2 separate regions of the Homo sapiens genome follow, and region 1 is linked to region 2. Evidence: read pairs that join two places in POLR2A ChIA-PET (ENCODE). Cell type or tissue: Panc1. All regions are shown on one strand.

Region 1 (2,500 bases), 220 kb before region 2:
GTGAATTACATTTCAATTTTTAAAAATTGATTCTCCAAATTATGTACATATTTAAAGAGTACATGAAAGAGAGGGAGAGAAAGAAAAGCTGGATGCGAGATGCCGCAACCTGATTCCACTCACTCCTAGATTTGTTGAGTACCTGCTATGTGAAAGGTACCAGTCCAGGCAGTGGGTTCCCACAGCAAACAGAACCCTCCTCTGGGGAGCTTATGCTGCACTTGGGAGGGAGACTGGTTATGAACAAAGAACATAGTTTTTGATGATGAAAAGTGCAGTGAGTAAAACAATGCAGTGTGAGGCCGGGTGTGTTGGCTCACGCCTGTAATTCCAGCACTTTGGGAGGCCGAGGTGGGCGGATCACCTGAGGTTGGGAGTTCGAGACTAGCCTGACCAACATGGAGAAACTCCGTCTCTACTAAAAATAAAAAATTAGCCAGGCCTGTAATCCCAGCTACTCGGGAGGCTGAGGCCAGAGAATAGCTTGAACTCAGGAGGCAGAAGTTGCGTTGAGCTGAGATCATGCCATTGCACTCCAGCCTGGGCAACAAAAGTGAAACTCCGTCTCAAAAAAAAAAAAACAAAAAAAACAAAAAAAAAAACCCAACAACGCAGAGTGGAGTGATAGCCTAGGGGAGATGACAGAGTCCAGGAAGGCCTCCTGGGTTGCTGACATTTGAGGCAAGTCCTGAGTGATGAGACAAAACCAGCTCTATAAAGAGCTAGACGAAAGTCTTAGACCAGTATTTCTCATGAGGAGGAGACAGCACTCCAAAATCCATCCTTTGGCCTGGCGCGGTGGCTCACGCCTGTAATCCCAGCACTTTGGGAGGCTGAGGCGGGTGGATTACCTGAGATCAGGAGTTCGAGACCAGCCTGGCCAACATGGCAGAAACCCGTCTCTACTGAAAATATAAAAATTAGCCGGGTGTGATGGTGGGTGCCTGTAATGCCAGCTACTCGGGAGGCTGAGGCAGGAGAATCACTTGAACCCGGGAGGTGGAGGCTGCAGTGAGCCGAGATCATGCCACCGCACTCCAACCTGGCGACACAGCGAGACTCTGTCTCAAAACAAACAAACAAACAAAATCCGTCCTTTGCAGCAGCAACACGCACGCTTTCTGGCACCTCAAAGGGGATTGTCCAAGACTGGAACACTGGCTGCAGGGAGGGGGCCGGGTGCAAAGAGCTGGTTTCTGGGTGGACACGCAGGACCTTTGGAATGCTCGCTACCCCACTCAGCAGTATTTATACCTCTTCTCCAACTGCGAAGTCAGAGCTTTTTCATGCAGGCTGAGAAAACTCCGAATAAGGCAACTTCAGGCCAGGACATAAGACGCATTCCATATTTCACTGTAATTGCTTTCAAATTAGGTTATGTCGTCATGTAACAGGCACACACAGTGCACTTGCTTTGCCCCTGGCTGGGGTTGGGTCCTGGACAGGCTGCCCCGTGTGTCGCTGAACTGCCGCAGTGCTAGCCCTGATTGCCTGGGCAGTAGGGCTGTCTGCGTCCCACGTTGCTGCACCCATCTAATTTGTGGCTGTGTTATTGTGACCTGCTCGTTTTCTGTTCTTTCAACCTGCTTCCTGGCTTTTATCTCCTTCAGAATCTGGTGGCAGTGGATCTTCAAAAAGTGCTCAGGTGTGCAGTCTCACAGGCCAGAGGCTCCACGGGCCCCCTTGCCAGGGCGAGCATCTCTGCCTGTGCCGCTGGTAACCCAGATTCCAGAAGGCTTAGCCGTCTGGCCCTGAAAGCGCCTTTATAGTTGGTGATGAAGCCCATGGGCTGGGGAGCCGTTTCTGCTTTCAGGAACTGAAAAGATGCCCCAGTGGGGCTAGGCCTTGCCTGAGGTCTGGCAATAGCCTGCCAGATGGGTGATAAGAAGGCCTACCCAGGTGATAAGCCTACCCAGGAATAAATAGCTGTACCTCCCCTGTGTCCAAGCCCTGGACACCCTTCCCTAGGACCCATGGAAGCAGGAACCATGGGCAGCGTCAGAGGCCACAGCAGGCAAGGTGGAAGTTCAGGAGGTGGGACGGCGCCCTCCCCCTCAAAGCAACTGATGCCCCAGCGGAGCGACAAACCCTACACGGTATTTCAGAGCCAAGGTTTGAAAACTCCCAGGGTGCTAGGGAGCTCCGTCTGGCCTCCGGGTACCTGGGGTTGGGGCTGGCTGTGGCCAGTTGCAGTCAACCCTGAGCCTGGGCAAAATGCATGCAGGCTGGTCCTCCTGGGTGATATCCTGCTAGGCGGGTGGGCAGTGTACACGGCAGAAGAGGGTTGCGGCATGAGGCAGCAAACGTTTTTTTCTAAAATCTTGTCAAGCGTGGGGTCCGTGGAATCCACATGTGAGCATCAGCCTGGTGGGTGGGGAGAGTGAAGCCTGCGATCCAGTCTGGATCATGTGCTACACAGTGCAGAGCCGGCATGCTCACCCCTCCTGAGGGATCGCTCGAGCCTATTTCTAGGCCCAAAGCGACTTTGCAAGAGACTCCC
Region 2 (2,500 bases):
GCGTGGTGGCTCATGCCTGTAATCCCAGCACTTTGGGAGGCCAAGGCAGGTGCATTACCTGAGGTCAGGAGTTCAAGACCAGCCTGGTCAACATGGCGAAACCCTGCCTCTACTAAAAATACAAAAAATTAGCCGGACATGGTGGCACCTCCCTGTAATCCCAGCTATGCGGGAGGCTGAGGCAAAAGAATCTCTCAGAGGTTGCAGTGAGCCGAGATCACACCACTGCACTCCAGCCTGGGACAGTGAGACTCCATCTCAAAAAAAAAAAAAAAAAAAAAAAAAAGTATCTCAGATGTAGGTACTGAGTGCTGGGGGGGTTTTACTGTGGTCACGGAAGACTTCTTGGAAGAGGTGACATTTGAGCTAAGGCCTGAGTGACAAGATGGAGGCCAGCACACACCATCTAGGGGAGAGACAGCCAGAGAGGGAGACTCACCAATGTAAGTGCACGAGTCAGGAAGGAGTTTGGAGAGTTTCAATGTCAAGGCGGGTCGGGTGGACCAAACAAGACAGAAAGATGGGCTGAAGAGGAAGGTGGAGCAGCTCAGGTGGGGTCTTAGGGGCCTCGATGACCACTTTACCCTTTTACTCTGAGACGAAGCCACAGGAGACCTCTGAGCAGGGGTGGGACACCCAGCTGAGGTGCTCACAGGTCCCTCTGGCTGTGTGGCGAGGATGGAGAACAGGGAGCCAGTGAAGAGGCTTCCAGGGTTAACCAAAGGGGAGGGATCGGGGAGCAGGGCCCAGGTGGGGTCAGGGAGGAGAGAACAGTAGGCAGAGTCTGGAAATCTTTTTTGAGACAGAGTCTCGCTCTGTCACCCAGGCTGGAGTGTAGTAGTGTGATCCCAGCTCACTGCAACCTCTGCCTCCCGGGTTCAAGAATTCTGCCTCAGCCTCCCAAGCAGCTGGGATTACAGGTGCCCGCCACCACACCCAGCTCTTTTTTTTTTTAGATGGAGTCTCGCACTGTAGCCCATGCTGGAGTGCAGTGGCGCGATCTCCACTCACCACAACCTCCGCCTCCCAGGTTCAAGTGATTCTCCTGCCTCAGCCTCCCGAGTAGCTGGGATTACAAGCGTGCGCCACCACGCCCAGCTAATTTTTGTATTTTTAGTAGAGATGGGGTTTCACCATGTTGGCCAGGCTGGTCTTGAACTGACCTCAGGTGATCCGCCTGCCTTAGCCTCCCAAAGTGCTGGGATTACAGGCGTGAGCCACTGTACCTGGCCAGATTCTGGAAATATTCTGAAGGCGGTGTTGCCAGGGTTGCTAATGAAGTGGAGTGGATATGAGATAAAAGTCGAGGCTAACCCGAAGGGCTGTGGCCTGGGCAGCCGGGAGAATGTGCTGGGATGGGCATGCCTGAGGAGGAGCAGGTGCAGGCCAAGTGATCAGAGGACCAGGTAGCTTCCCTGAGTTTGGGATGCCCACTGGGCCCCTACCTGGAGCTGCAGAAGGGACAGCTGCATGGGGAGCTGGGGACTGAGGGGTGAGGCTGGGGCTGGGGTCAGCTCGAAGGAACCCTCAGAGGGTGACTCTGTTCTGGCTTGTCCCAGAGGAAGGGGAGAGAATTCAGCATCCTCTCAGCAACCCTGGTGGCCCCAGGCCAGCCTCCATGTGCACTGGGGGGTGGCTAGGCACTTCCAGCCATGGTCTTTGCAGCCACAGACCCTTTGAGGATAGTGCCTCCAAGCGGCTGCTCAGCAGCTCCTAGAGAGCCAGGCATCTCCCTTGTTCACAGATCCACAGAGGCCTTTGTCCTGACCATTTATTGGGGACTTTTTGCTCAGCACTGTAGGAGGAAAGAAGGAAGGAGGGATGGAAGCCTCTTCCTCTGCTTCTCCTGTCCCTAGAACCGTAAAGCCCAGACGTCCTGCTTCCCACTGGGACCCTCAATGATAACAGGGTCAGTGACTGACTCTGAGGCAGCAAGGACAGAGGAGAGGTGGACCCCGTGGTCCAGGGGCCCGGGCGTGGAGCTGACAGGAAGAACACAGATGTCAGGACGGGCTCAGCAACACAGGTCCCAGGTGTCCGGGGTCTCCTGAACTCCAGGAAGCAGTGACACCCCCGAGGGCTGCTGTGGGTGGGTTCTTAGCTTACAGCAGGCTGGCCAGGCAGCCCAGGCTTCCGGGGCTGGTTGGGGCCGATGTACTGGAGAGGCACGTGGGTAGGGGCTGTGATCCGATCAGTGCCGAGGTAGGACTGGAGGGCAGGGGGCACGAGCACTGAGCCGTCCTGGGGACAGAGCAGACCTCAGGACACTGCAGATGCCCCAGCCCTCCCCGGCGCTGAGCTGCCTCTCTGGGTGGGCCCCTCAGCCCCTCACCTTCTGCTGGTTACTCTCCAGGAGCGCGATGAGAAGGCGGGGGACAGCACAGGCGGTGGCGTTCACCTGTGAGACAGCCATGCTCGGAACTGGCGCCCACCCCAAGCTGAGCCCGGGGAGGAGCCAAGGTGGGTGGGTCTAGGGCGGCAGAGGCTGCGGGCGAGGGCA

What was found. Peaks named below come from ENCODE experiments on the same cell type or tissue, not always from the same donor. Only the 100,000 strongest peaks of a DNase experiment are listed, where the experiment ranks them.
Region 1: POLR2A ChIA-PET joins it to region 2 with 11 read pairs; 5 of 35 experiments call an interaction of 5 or more read pairs at or near these places.

Annotation. Positions count from the first base shown.
Region 1 is chr19:38,690,834-38,693,333 of GRCh38, forward strand. The region is part of intron 1 of ACTN4 (actinin alpha 4); the gene reads left to right. Among named protein-coding and RNA genes, the nearest start is that of ACTN4, 44 kb to the left of the region's middle. In Panc1, no CTCF peak of the experiment used is centred here; a DNase peak (open chromatin) is centred at 1,238; H3K4me3 peaks cover 2,225 bases; H3K27ac peaks cover 2,500 bases.
Region 2 is chr19:38,913,509-38,916,008 of GRCh38, forward strand. It overlaps SARS2 (seryl-tRNA synthetase 2, mitochondrial), which reads right to left. Exons shown (of 16, transcript NM_017827.4): 15 at 2,333-2,398; 16 at 1,758-2,241. The coding sequence ends at 2,098. Among named protein-coding and RNA genes, the nearest start is that of CCER2, 2.6 kb to the left of the region's middle. In Panc1, no CTCF peak of the experiment used is centred here; no DNase peak of the experiment used is centred here.